4 separate regions of the Homo sapiens genome follow, and regions 2, 3 and 4 are each linked to region 1. The links are chromatin contacts, found by Hi-C or POLR2A ChIA-PET in ENCODE. All regions are on one chromosome and are shown on one strand. The core of a region is the stretch at or near the end of the contact, and the rest is flanking DNA. Distances in the headings are between cores, read along the strand shown. Region 1 has its middle 19 kb from the start of OLR1. Region 2 holds the start of KLRK1-AS1 (KLRK1 antisense RNA 1). Region 3 holds the start of LINC02617 (long intergenic non-protein coding RNA 2617). Region 4 holds the start of KLRD1 (killer cell lectin like receptor D1).

What was found. A loop is a pair of places that touch in the nucleus more often than their neighbours do. ChIA-PET counts read pairs that join two places held with the same protein, here RNA polymerase II (POLR2A). Pooled maps may share reads with other maps.
Region 2: a loop to region 1 is called in a map of ascending aorta, with 2.4 times the contacts of the local background. The contact joins the promoter of KLRK1-AS1 here to the enhancer-like site in region 1. A Hi-C loop is called at or near these places in 4 of 168 maps with a recorded cell type or tissue (DLD1, ascending aorta, heart left ventricle and 1 more), 1 of 37 single-sample maps with no recorded cell type and 13 of 50 pooled maps. POLR2A ChIA-PET finds 5 or more read pairs at or near these places in 2 of 52 experiments (B cell and CD4-positive, alpha-beta T cell).
Region 3: a loop to region 1 is called in a map of endothelial cell of umbilical vein, with 2.8 times the contacts of the local background. The contact joins the promoter of LINC02617 here to the enhancer-like site in region 1. A Hi-C loop is called at or near these places in 3 of 168 maps with a recorded cell type or tissue (OCI-LY7, PC-9 and endothelial cell of umbilical vein) and 13 of 50 pooled maps. POLR2A ChIA-PET finds 5 or more read pairs at or near these places in 1 of 52 experiments (Panc1).
Region 4: a map of chondrocyte shows a loop between it and region 1 (2.0-fold over the local background). The contact joins the promoter of KLRD1 here to the enhancer-like site in region 1. A Hi-C loop is called at or near these places in 1 of 168 maps with a recorded cell type or tissue (chondrocyte) and 7 of 50 pooled maps. POLR2A ChIA-PET finds 5 or more read pairs at or near these places in 1 of 52 experiments (PC-9).

The regions. Positions count from the first base shown.
Region 1 is chr12:10,151,754-10,155,116 of GRCh38, forward strand. No RefSeq gene overlaps it. Among named protein-coding and RNA genes, the nearest start is that of OLR1, 19 kb to the right of the region's middle. RefSeq lists enhancers at 1,533-2,036, 1,891-1,980, 1,991-2,180. Within about 2 kb of position 1,743, at least 31 of the 41 ENCODE cell types and tissues checked have a DNase peak (open chromatin) inside an H3K27ac peak, as active enhancers do; they include Panc1, ascending aorta, endothelial cell of umbilical vein and 1 more, where a contact is called at or near this core.
Region 2 is chr12:10,362,257-10,365,619 of GRCh38, forward strand. KLRK1-AS1 (KLRK1 antisense RNA 1) reads left to right here and starts at 1,513. Exons shown (of 4, transcript NR_120430.1): 1 at 1,513-1,777. RefSeq lists enhancers at 1,984-2,033, 2,494-2,563.
Region 3 is chr12:10,336,426-10,339,788 of GRCh38, forward strand. LINC02617 (long intergenic non-protein coding RNA 2617) reads right to left here and starts at 1,867. Exons shown (of 3, transcript NR_159946.1): 1 at 1,620-1,867. RefSeq lists enhancers at 1,603-2,181, 2,182-2,761.
Region 4 is chr12:10,306,340-10,309,702 of GRCh38, forward strand. It overlaps KLRD1 (killer cell lectin like receptor D1), which reads left to right and starts at 1,531. Exons shown (of 6, transcript NM_002262.5): 1 at 1,531-1,745; 2 at 3,049-3,141; 3 at 3,287-3,349. The coding sequence starts at 1,739.

The sequences.
Region 1 (3,363 bases), core at 493-2,992:
CACCAGTCAAGCTTAGTTTATCAGGACATAAATTTTTTGGTTGGAATTCCTTCTCTTTAAGAACACTGAAAATAGGCCCCAATCTCTTCTGACTCATAAGGCTTTTGCTTAGAGGTCTGCTACTAGCCTGATGGTCCTCATTTTGTAAACGACCTGACCCTTCTCTCTAGATGCCTTTACATTTTTTCTTTTGCATTAACCTTGATGAATCTGATAACTATGTGCCTTGGGAATGCTTGTTGTGTCTAGTATCTCATGGGGGTTATCTGTACTTCTTTTTTTTTTTTTTTTGAGATGGAGTTTCACTCTTGTTGCCCAGGCTGGAGGGCAATGGCACGATCTTGGCTCACTGCAACCTCTGCCTCCCAGGTTCAAGCGATTCTCCTGCCTCAGCCTCCCAAGTAGCTGGGATTACAGGCATGCACCACCATGTCCAGCTAATTTTTGTATTTTTAGTACAGACGGGTTTGCCATGTTGGCCAGGCTGGTCTTGAGCTCCTGACCTCAAGTGATCTACCCACCTTGGCCTCCCAAATGCTGGGATTCAGGCATGAGACAACACGCCAGGCCTTATATTTCTTAAATTTGTATGTTAACATCTCTAGTGGGAGTGGAGAGATTGTCATGGATCGTATCCTCAAATATATTTTCCAAATAGCTTACTCTCTCTCCTCTCTCAGGAATACCAATGAGTTATAGGTTTGGTCTCTCTATATAATTCCATATTTCTCAGGGCTTTTGTCCATTTTTTTAAAATTATTTCTTCTTTATTTTTGTCTGACTGAGTTGATTCAAAGAACCAGTCTTTGAATTTCTTCACAGCTTGGTCTATTCTGCTATTAATGCTTCCAAATGTATTATGAAATTCTTGTAGTAAATGTGTCAATTCCAGAAGTTCAGTATGGTTCGTTCTTAAAATTATTTTTTTCAGGCTGGGTGTGGTGGTTCACGCCTGTAATCACAGCACTTTGGAAGGCCAAGGCAGGTGGATCGCTTGAGGTCAGGAGTTCAAGACCAGCCTGGCCAACATGGCGAAACCCTGTCTCTACCAAAAAATACAAACAATTAGCCAGGCCTGGTTGTGTTCGCCTGTAATCCTAGCTACTTGGGAGGCTGAAGCAGGAGAATCGCTTTAACCTGGTAGGTGTAGGTCGCAGTGAGCTGAGATCGTGCCACTGTACTCCAGCCTGGGTGACAGAGCAAGACTCCATCTCAAAAATAAATAAATAAATAAATAAATAAAAGTCTTTTATCTTTCAGCTCTTGGATCATTTTACTGGATTCCTTGGATTGCGTTTCAACAGCCTCCTGAGTCTCAGTGAGCTTTCTTTCCATCTAGGTTCTCATTTCTGTGTCTGTCATTTCATTCTGGTTAAGAGCCATTGCTGGGGAGCTAGTGTGCTCATTTGGAGGTAAGGGGACACTCTTACTTTTTAATTGGCAAAATTCTTTCTCTTCTGAGAGGGCTGGTATTCCTTTAACTGTGGTGTAAGTTGAATATAGTCATTTGCTTCATTTATGAGTGCTGTCAGAGGGCCAAGGCTCTGTACAAGATCTTTGTGGCTGGATTCTTGCCCTGAGTTTCACAGACCAATATTTAATATATTGGCAGAATATTTTTGGTGTAATTTGGGCTATCATCCAGCAGATGGCGCATAAGAGTAACGGCCAGCGCTGCGGGTTTTTACGTTTCAGCGAGCTCGCAACAACGTCCTGTGGTGTGGCCCAGCGCGGGGAGCTGACCCCACCAGCTCCGCTCTCAAGCCTTCGGAGAGTCCTCTCCAGTCACTATCGTCATTCCCGCATTTCCTTTGCTAGGCTGTCCGGGCTGGGCAGCTCCCTCAGGCGGACACCCATGGCTGGCAGACCTTCCGCGCCTGCCCCTAATCTGGGCATATCACTCCCTCGGTTTTCTGAGACTCGGGACTCCTTGCCCGCTGGAGCGCAGGCCATGAATCTGGGTCCCGCACTGCGGCGCTGCACGCCGCAGCCCAGGGCTTTGGCCCCAGCCAGCACATCCGCCATCCTGCACCCCAGGTTCCGGCACGGGCTGCGACGGGGCCTCGGAACTGCTCCCAAGCGGCTGGGAAAGAACTCAGTCAGGCATGTCGGCCTGCAAAGCACCCAGGATGGGCAGTGGAGTCTGCACCGTTGACAGGCTCCTAGAGCGGCCAGGCAGAGGACTTGAGAGGGGCTGGAGGGCAGGAGGTCCTGCGGAACAGAAGTGCCCCACTCCGAAGGGAAAGTCGACCCTGCTGTTCTCTTTGCGCGGCAGTCAGTGGGGTTAGAGTTATTCGGAAGAGGACGGAGAGCCTTGGGGGATGGGTGCGCATGGCCATGTTCCACTGGAACTGCCCCCAACGCAAAACAAACAAACAAACAACAACAACAACAAAAACCGGGCTCTATGCAGGCTGGAGTTCTGCCTCTGCCTGCTTGTAGGGCATATCCCCATGCCAGTTCGAATGTTTATGGGGAGTGTAGGATCTCTTGTGGCTGGAATCCTAGAGGTCCACAGCAAGAGTGGGCTGCCTTGCCAAGGGTTGTTCAGGGCCAGGAACTGGCACTGGTGTTCCAGAACCTGAAAGGGTTCCCGGTCTCCCTTTCTGTCAGCGGGAGTGGTGCTTCCTGTCTGCGTCTATTTGGCCATCTTGTCTCTGTTGACCAAATAGCTTTTTTGAGAAGAAAAATGAAATTGATAAATCTCTAGCTAAGCCGATTAGTTTTAAAAAAAAAAGATACAATTAACACTGTCAGGAAGGAAGTGGCAATGCTAAAGATTCTACAGATATTCAAATAATTTTTAAAAATGGTATGCCAATAAATTAAACAACTTAGATGAAGCTCATAAATTCCTTGAAAGTAACCACCAAAGCTCATTGAAGAAGGAATCCTTTGAACAGCTCAACATCTAAAAAAAACTGAATCTGGCCGGGTGCGGTGGCTCACGCCTGTAATCCCAGCACTTTGGGAGGCTGAGGCGGGCGGATCACAAGGTCAGGAGTTCGAGACCAGCCTGGCCAGCATGGTGAAACCCCGCCCCTACTAAAATACAAAAATTAGAGGGACATGGTGGCTCGCGCCTGTAATCCCAGCTACTTGGGGGCTGAGGCAGGAAAATCGCTTGAACCCGGGAGGCGGAGGTCGCAGTGAGCCGAGATGGTGCCACTGCACTGCAGCCTGGGCGACAAAGCAAGTCTCCGTCTCAAAAAAAAGAAAAAAAAGAAACTGAATCTGTAGTTGAAAACCTTACTACAAAGAAAACCCTATGCCCAGATGACTTCAAGGGTAAATTGTATCAAACATTTAATGAAGAAATAGTACTAATTCTAAACCAAATCTTCCAGAAAAATTGACATTGAG
Region 2 (3,363 bases), core at 263-2,762, 210 kb after region 1:
TGCCCTGGCATGCTTATACTGGTCCAAGCAAGCATTAGGTCATAGCCTGTTCCTCTTCCTTATTTAAAAGTGTTTTTACCTTTCTCAGCATTCCACAAGTTACTTCCTCCTTCCTTTGTTCTCCTCTACCTTTGCCTCTTTTAAAAAGTTCTAAATTGCTAGCCAGTCGGGACAAATACAGAATGTGAGGTCCTGTTCCAGTCAATGGAAACTGGATACAGCAGTAGGGTGGATGCGGCAGGTTATAAATGATGCTGTCTCCTTTGTTTGGTGTACACTCGTGGCAAAACTGCTGATGAGTATACCCTTTCTGCAGGAAGTAAAAAAAAAAAATGGCCACACTAAATAAATCTATGTTCAAGTGCTATTTTTTTATGGCACTGGGGAACAAGCATTTCAAACAATTTGGTGGCAGTCTGTATGGGGATACATTCTCCTCCAGGGGTGGTCTCCAGTCCTCTCTCATGAGGGAGTGCACTCCCCTACCTCATTGAAGGGGCCCTCAGGAATGACAAATTGAGACAAATAAACCCAGACTCTCAGCAACACAGAGAGAAAAAAAAAAAAAAGAAACTGGCCAGCAACCTAGCTTAAAGGATCCTCACATACTGTGGCGACAACTTTGTGCACAGGCCAAGAAAGAAGAAGCTGTGGGAGCCAATAAAGTATTTCCTTGGTGATCGGGACTAAAAAAAAAAAAAAAAAAAAAGCCACAGGACGGTAAAGCATTCCTTAGTTAGGACGTACCAAGGAGAGAGAAACTGCAGGGTCAGTAGATTATTCCTTAGTCGGGATGTCTTGGAGGTTAAAAATAGGTGAGAAATCCCCATAGAAGGGGTGTTGAACCTCAGAAAGAGGTGAGAAATCCCCATGAGGCGGGTTGAACCTCAGAAAGAGGTGAGGAATCCCCATGGGAGGGGGGCGTTGAACCTCACACAAACTCCCAGTAGTAAGAAAAATATTCAGAACCCCCCTTTCCTTTCTTCTTGGGGGAAGAAAGAATAGCCCCACTGCCACCAGTCCCTTCCCTAGGGAAAGGGGAAGGAGGGGGAAAACAGCAGCATAGGTGGCTGGCATGGAACAGGAATTAAAATAAATTACAGAATGTGTAAGCAAAAACTCAGTTGTATATAAGAAAACCCAATTCCCCCCTGAGGAAGAGAAAGAGCCGGAGTCCTTTAAAAATTAACTGCCTGTTTTCTGTGGCTAGTGAGCCTTATCTCTCCCTTTCCCAGGCATTATGAAGACCCTATTTCTCTAGCTGTGCAGCTGCAAGGTCACTAGACAGATAAACTCAAGTCATAAAACATGTTTTTCCTTGAAAAGAAATGATGTCATGTATGTCTCAATTGAATAACTGTCTTTGTTTCTTGCTTCTGTTATACGCTTCCCCCTGCACAAATCTTCCCCCACCCACGAAATGCTTAAAAGGTAACTTGACTCTTTGTTTGGGGCTCAGTCCTTTGGATGTTAATCCAAGTGGACCAGTGCACCTAAATAATAAATATCCTCCTCAATCCCTTGGTCTCTCTGATTCCTTATATATCCCGATACATTTCTGGGGGCTCATCAGGATTGGAGATGACAGATTTACTGTCCCCTTTGCCTGCGATACTAGGTCCCCGGGGCCAGGAGAGACCCGGCATCCAAGGTGTGCCACAGCTGAGCTTCACCCGGATATATAGACCAGCTCTCCCCACGTCCCAGCACCCTGCCTGGCAGCGCAATGGAACCGAGGATGGGGCTGCAGGACGATACCAGCACTTCAGGAACTGTGGTAAGGAGTATAGGCCCAAGGCAGGAAAGCCCGTCCCATAGGGACAAAGGGGAGCTTGATCACCTCCCAGGGACTGACCACTAATCCAACCCAGAGTGGCTGGGGGCAGCAGGAGTGGCCTGCCAATTTGGATGAAGCTTATGTCCCCACTAACAAAGTGAAAGTGGTTCACTGGATCTGGAGACAGGAACTGGGAGTGGTGTGTGTATGTGTGTGAATATGGGAGCCTAACTAGGCTCACCCAGGTCATGAGAGAGGCTCATTCCATCCGATGAGGACTCCTGCAGTAGGAGTGGTGTATGTGTGTGAAAGTGGGAGCCTAACTAGACTCACCCGGGACATGAGAGAGGCTCATTTCGTCCAATGAGGAATCCTGGGGCAAGGAAGGTGTGTGAAAGTGTGTGAAAGCGATGGTCTCGGGAGAGGCCAATGCAGGGAGTGACGTGGGGAGGCACAGATCCCTTAGCACGGGCTGTGTGCTCTGAGGCGAGTGTGGGGGGAAATCAGACCTAGGACATTGCATACAGCTGATAGGACGAGCTTTGCAGCTGTAGCAGGCTGTGACAGGGGAAGACACCTTCCTGGCTAAGCAGTGTCCGAAACTCCTGTAATAGGACCGGGTCTGCTGGACCTGAGAGTGAAAGTGAGAGTGAGAGTGAGAGTGTGCCGCAAGGGAGGAAATGGGAGGGAAAGCGTCAAAACCAACTCCTTTGGAGTGCATGATAAAAATTTTAAAGAAAGGATTTAGAGGTGATTGTGGGATGAAACTGGATGTTCAAAAGTTAAAGACATACTGTGAATTACAATAGCCCTCTTTTAGTGTCAGATGGCTGGCCGAAGGCACTGTAGAGAAATTGGCCGTGTGTTTTAAGGTGGTGACTAGGGTCGGAGGACAGCCAGGGCATTCAGACCTAGTCTTTATATTGACTCATGGCTAAATGTACGCAGCCCTGCCTAGCAGTTTATTGTAGAATGCTCGCAGCTCACGCCGAGATAAACCAACTGTGCTGGCAGCTACGGAGTTAAAGGGAAAGTCACAGAGGCTTCTAGCACCACCGATCCAAAAGTGAAAGTGAAAGTCAGCTGCCCTGGAAGCTATGCAGACCAAAAAAAAAAAAGAGTCTCAGGAAAGAGAAAACCAGTTTTGCAAGAATCACAGGATGGAATAGAGATCCTTCCTACCTATATTCCAATCTATCCCCCCTTACCAAGGCTAATTGCCCCTAAGGAGGTAAGTTCAAACAGATACATGCTCCCACTCTCACCTGAGAAGGAGAAATCGGAGCTCCAGGAAGTTAAAACGAAAGGCTCAAAAAGGTAGGCAGGCCGTCTCAGGTCAAGTCATGCCCAAGTTATGCTTCTGCCTCTTAAGAGGACAAGCAGACCCCCACTAGGACCCAGACGATGCAGTCCAGCTTCAGCACCTACAAAAGTGCCGAGAAGCACTTTTACAAAGGCTAAAGGATGTTAAAAGGAAAAGGCAACCAATATAAAAAAATCTCAGAAGTGCTCCATGGTGCAGATAAAAGCACCAGCCAGTTTTATAGGCATTTTGCTTGTACACTCTGTTTAACCCCGAGGCTGCT
Region 3 (3,363 bases), core at 617-3,116, 180 kb after region 1:
CCTGGCTGCTGCGTTTCAGACGTTTGGAAGTTCTTGTGTGCTGGAGATGTGGCTGGGGTTTGTCTCACAGTGGAGGCAAAGAATTGCAACTTTTTTCTGTTATTGTACACCTTGAAGGTGAGGTTAATGAAGTCCTGTTGTGGGGTTTGAGGGCCAGATTCCAATTTTTGGAGTTTTATTTAATGTCAGGAGCAGATTGGGTAATAAAATGTATATTGAGAATAAGACGGCCTTTTGACCTTTTAGGGTCTAGGGCTGTAAAGTGTCCCAGGGTTGCTGCCGAACGAGCCATGAACTGGGCTGGATTTTTATATTTGATGAAAAAGAGCCTAAACACTTCTGATTTGGGAGAAAGAAAAAGGAGCGTTAACCTTGATTATGTCTTTAGCTCCAGGAACCTTTTTAAGAGTAAATTGCTGGGCAGGTGGGGGAGGGCTAGTCAAGGAAAGAAACTGTAAGCCGGACCAGGTGTGAGGAGGGGAGGTGATAAAAGGATTATAGGGTGGAGGAGCAGAGGCTGAGGAAGAATTGGGACCTAGCTCAGCCTGGCGAGGAGCAGCCTGGGGAGGAGGGGAGAGGTCAGATGGGTCTGTAGAAAAGGAAGATTAGAAAGACTCAGCGACGCTTGGGGTTGGTACTGACGGGACAGGCGGGAGGGAAAGAAGGAAGATTTGGGACGAGTTGCACTGGGCACAGAGACTAGGGAGGGACTGATGTGTAAAAGAATGCCTGGATGTCAGGCATCTCAGACCGTTTGCCTATTTTACGACAAGAATTATTTAGATTTTGCAGGATGGAAAAATTCAAAGTGCCATTTTCTGGCTATTTGGAACTACTGTCGAGTTTGTATTGGGGTCAAGCGGCATTGCAGAAGAAAATAAGGCATTTAGGTTTTAGGTCAGGTGTGAGTTGAAGAGGTTTTAAGTTTTTGAGAACACAGGCCAAGGGAGTAGAAGGAGGAATGGAGGGTGGAAGGTTGCCCATAGTGAAGGAAGCAAGCCTAGAGAAAAGAGAGAGTAGAGAAATGGAGGGAAGGGGTTCGGGGGTTCTTACCTTCCAGAAAAGTGGGAAAAGGGGTTGGGGCACAGAGATAAGAGGTTGGGGTGCGGAAATAAGGGATTGGGGTGCAGAGATATAAGAGGTTGGGGCACGGAAATAAGGGATTGGGGGTTCTTACCCCATAGAAAAGCGGGACTTGCCGCTAAGGGTGAAGGAGAAGGGGTTGAGGGGTACTTGCCCCTGTCCCAGAAAAGCAGAGAAGGGGTAGAGACAAGGAGAGAAGGGGTTGGGGTACTTGCCCCTTCCCCAGAAAAGCGGGACTTGCTGCTAAGGGTGAAGGACCAAGGCAGGTGTCCCTGTGTGGTCTGACACCCTTGAAACGTGAGTGTATAATCAGAGAGGTGTCCCTGCAATGATTAAACACCAAGGGAAGGCTGCCTTCCCAGTCCGTGACCGGCGCAGGAGTTTTGGGTCCATGGATAAAATGTGTCTCCTTTGTCTTTCCCAGAAAATGAAAGGAATAGAAATTAAGAAAAGGGAGAGATTGAAGAGTGGAAAGGAGAAAGTGGTTGAGGGACAGTGAGAGAGGTTGGAGAAGAGAGTAAGAAGAGGACACTTACCTGATTTAAAATTGGTGAGATGTTCCTTGGGCTGGTCGGTCTGAGGACCTGAGGTCATAGGTGGATCTTTCTCACGGAGCAAAGAACAGGAGTACAGGGGATTGATCTCCCAAGGGAGGTCCCCCGATCCGAGTCACGGCACCAAATTTCATGCGCGTCTGTATGAAGAGACCACCAAACAGGCTTTGTGTGAGCAACATGGCTGTTTATTTCACCTGGGTGCAGGCGGGCTGAGTCCGAAAAGAGTCAGGAAAGGGAGATAAGGGTGGGGCCGTTTTATAGGATTTGGGTAGGTAAAGGAAAATTGCAGTCAAAGGGGGTTTGTTCTCTGGCGGGCAGGAGTGGGGGGGTCGCAAGGTGCTCAGTGGGGGTGATTTTTGAGCCAAGATGAGCCAGGAAAAGGACTTTCACAAGGTAATGTCATCAGTTAAGGCAAGGACCGGCCATTTACACTTCTTTTGTGGTGGAATGTCATCAGTTAAGGTGGGGCAGGGCATATTCACTTCTTTTGTGATTCTTCAGTTGCTTCAGGCCATCTGGGCGTATATGTGCAAGTCACAGGGGATGCGATGGCTTGGCTTAGGCTCAGAGGCCTGACACAAGTTATATGATGAAAGATGCAAATTAGAAAATATCAGCCAAAATGTTTGAACACTGACTTAGCATGTTTATGCACTATATTTCTCGCATATATGCAAAGTTTTGGCTTAACTGTTTCCAGAGCAATATACTTTAAATTTTAAAATACACTCCTTATAAAAATGAGGTACTTATAATGCTTAACATTAAAATATATCCCTAAATACTAAAGAACTTATCATCAAAATCTGTCCCACCTGTCCCATCTCCCCATCCTTCTCTCTTGAGATTTCATTTGCTCCAGAGGTTTTCTGTGATAGAACCAGAGTTCTCATTCTATATTTGACCACACCAAAGTATAGGTAAAGGTGAGGGTGATCCATTTCACATCACCACCCTATCAGATGTCCAGAGATCCATTTGCCTTTTTGCGGTCTTATGAACAGTTGTATGGGGAGTGGTGATCCAGATGGTCTCAAATAGGATGGTGGTGTCTGCTGTCAAAAGGAAGTCCACATCAGAAGCTGCCTTCCCCTAAGAAGGAGCACGTTTTTCTCACTCAACTAGAGCCTGAGCTGTGCTTCTTTGGAGGTTCCTGTTGCCCCTTCAGCTCTCACATCACTTCAGGGCACTGATAGCAGAAGATGCTGGCTTGAGTAGAGGTTAGTGGTGGCCCAAGGCAGAGCAGCTTTTTTTTTTCATGGTTTGGCCCCTTCCTTCTTTTTTTTTTTTTTTTGACACCCAGGCTGCTTGCTTGCTTGCTCTGCTACCCAGGCTGGAGTGCAGTGGCACGATCTCAGCTCACTGCAACCTCCGACCTCGGGTTCAAGAGATTCTCAAGCCTCAGCCTCCTGAGTAGGTGGGATTACAGGCAAGTGCCATCATGGCCACCTAATTTTTGTATTTTTATTAGAGATGGGGTTTTATCATGTTGGCCAGGCTCTTGATCTCAAGTGATCCACCCGCCTTGGCTTCCCAAAGTGCTGGAATTACAAGCATGAGCCACCACGCCCGGCCAGCTTGGCCCCTTCCTATTAGTCATACTTAACAGAGGCCTTTCTGATTTCTCTCTTTTTCTCGATACTTCCTCCCTGACCCTTGCCTGCATTCCTGGGAATTTATTTCTAGTCTTTGGGAAGGGGAAGACCACTTTTATATACAAGAT
Region 4 (3,363 bases), core at 281-2,780, 150 kb after region 1:
GGATTTTTATTTCTAAGTCAGTGAACTAAGATGAAAAAAAGGACAATGACTGATGGACGTATTCTCACCAAACAGGGTTCTAAAAACTTAGAACCTCTAACTTCCAAATAAAGGTGGTTGTGTTAGTAATGAAAGTGTAGTAATAATCCCTATTGCACATTCTGTCATAAATTTGTACTCTCTCAAGAGAAAAACTAAAAGCAAACCCCTAATCTCCTATATTTTGAGGCAATTTTACATGGGGGAAAAATAGTATCAGACAGGTTTCTTCCAGACCAGCTTTTTCTAACACTAAAAATGAATAGATTTCAAGTAAGCAAAGGATTTTTAAATAAATCACTTCAACTAAGATTTGCATACAGTCTGGATGAAGTAGATTTTACGCTTATATTCTTCAGTGAGGATTTATAGCTCAACAAATTTGTTGGTGCAATGAAAGCAGCTCTAGGCACACAATGCAAACTGAAAAGATGGAAAGTTTTGACTTCATAAAAACTGAGAAGTCAAAGTAGTCTTTTCTTTCATTTTTTTCTGTTGTTGGTTGAAAGCCCATCTTTTACAAAAGGGTTTATCTATAGTAATATTATAATGCTTGAACATAAACAATATACAAAATATAATACACAAAACGTTTATTTGAGTGTCTGCTTTTGTATGGGGGTGCATGGTAGATTGTATTTCCAGATACTAAATCATGGATCGAAATCTCTCCTTTCAAGATTCTTATTATAGCCAATCTCTTCCACATTGGAAATTTGACCTGTTCCACATTTGATATTCCTATTAACAAGGTTACTCTTCTGTAGATGAAAAAGTGTATATCGAAGTATCAGTATAGTATCTGAATTAGATAACACACTAAACAATATAATAATGTATTAGTAAAAATAAGGAAAATAAAGAAGCTGAAGTCGTGCTTAAAGAACTTTAAGAAAATGAAAATTGAGGTGTTGAAAAAAGCTTTTAAGGCTAACGTGAATGAGGCGTCCAAGTGGGAAACCCATCCAGTTCTACTTTTTTGAACTTTGCCTGTCGTGGCCAGGATAATTAGGTAGAGATCAGAAGAACAGAGTGAGACATGGAAATCCCAATTTATGTGACCTTGGGCAAATTACTTAGCTCTGTATGCCTCAGTTTTCTCTTTGATAGATTGAAGATATTTATATATCTTTACTATCAAGCCATTTACAGAAATAAATGAGCTAAGATATGCCAAGTGCTTTAAATTGTGTTAAGTACAAGGTAAATAATAAATGTTTATTATTAAAAGAGGAAAATTCTGTAAGTAATTTTGTTATGCTAAGTAAATTTACCTTTGGTTTGCCCATCATTTCCTTCATTTTCCAGATAACCCTTTAAAATGAATTTGATTTTCAAACAATAAAAAACAAAACAGCAACAAAACTCCCTCTGACCTCCTCTCACCTTCTTTAGTCCTTGCCAAAGTGTTAATATTGCAAAAGTACTGTGAGAATTTCCTGTATTGTGGTTCCTGGAACACTTCAGAGGCTTGTGATTCTACTGCTTCTTATTCACACTATAATACATGTCTCACCAATAGATGATTCAAGAACATCATTTAAATACACAATTTTTCATTCTCTATTTTTGCTAAATTTCTTCATACTCAACTTTCAGATTCTTTAATCTCCAGCTCAGCTTCAACAATTCAACGCTGTTCTTTCTGAAAAAGTACACATCGTGCCTTCTCTACTTCGCTCTTGGAACATAATTTCTCATGGCAGGTATGTGTGATTTCAGTCACTAAATTAAAAATAACCAGAAAAGCTATTTCTTGGATTGGCTGATTTTGGGGTAATGCTTTAAGAGAAAAGGACATGATTAACAGTGGATGTTTTTAGGATTTTCATGCATTAGCACTTTCCACATTCATTATATTTTCCTGATTCTTCATTGTATAACTTAGACATGATTTCATGAAGTTTTTTCCACAGGTTTGAAGAGTGGTTTCTGACAGGGCTACCTTTAAATTCTGAGTGAGAACTGAACTTTAGCCTGGTTAAATTGTGAGCAACAGTGTTCTAGTATAGCAATAGAAAATGCCAAATATTAATGACACAATGCTGAAAAGGTTTTAATTGACTATTTATGTTGTGACATCCAAAAATTACACAAATGAACAGTTTGACACATTGTACTGTTGTTAATGACATCACTCTTTGAGAGTGTGTTCACGTTAGCACAGAATCTCCTAATGTTGAAATGTTTTAGGTGAAAGGCCTAAAAGCAAGTAATTTTGAGTATGAACAAATGGAATGTTCTAGGGGAAAAAGGATTGTTTATGTATGTTCAATATACTGTGAAATGAAGCCAGGCCTCAAAGTTGTTACCCATCAATTTGTTATCAGTTATCACACCAAGTCCAGAATGTTCCTATGTCTTCTTTTCCCTATAATATCTCTACGAACCAATGAGCAGCTAGACATTTATCAGAGCAAAACCTGCACTGAGATGAGGAGAGGGCATACTCTCAACTAGTATTATTGTGACAATGGTAGACTACGTTGAATGAAAGATTCTTGAGCTAGACACACTTTCATGTGATTTCTGACTTGGATACTTACTTGCTTTGATACCTTGAGAAAATAACATTATTATTGGACCTTATGTTTTCTCATCTATGTAATGAGAACCATACTATCTATCTTGTGATTTTGTTGAGAGAATAAAAATAAATGCCTGTTATGTAAGTCCATAAAACACAACGTGGTGCTTGTTAATATCTTCTACCTCCAGATCTTTAAGCACCTCTGCCAATTTAAAATAAATGGTAAATTCACTTTACTGCAACAGAGCTGGTAGAGAAGAAAATGTTTGAATAATCTTCCTGAAGAATAAGATACATCACATAAAAATGTTGGTATTGGGTGAAGTCCCGATTGGAAAGTCTTCAGTGTTTTATTGGCAAGATGACTCCGTTATCAAATGAAAGAATGTTGTGGATTCTCCGTCACTAGTTTCTGCTTTTAAGAACTCAGCTCCTGAGTTTGCTCTTTAAGTCATTACTCTGTCTGTCTTTCTCTACAGTGTTTAAGACCACTCTGTGGAGGTTAATTTCTGGGACCTTAGGGATAATATGCCTTTCGTTGATGTCTACGTTGGGAATTTTGTTGAAAAATTGTAAGTTTTTCTAAGCAAGTCTCCATAAAAATCAAAACTGTGAAGACATCATTTAATAATAAAGGCTTCATCTTGCTAATGTGTAATATTTTAGTATTTCATAAACCCATACCTAATTAAACAAATTTCTAATCATTTCTTATAGCTTTTACTAAACTGAGTATTGAGCCAGCATTTACTCCAGGACCCAACATAGAACTCCAGAAAGGTAGGTCACATTTT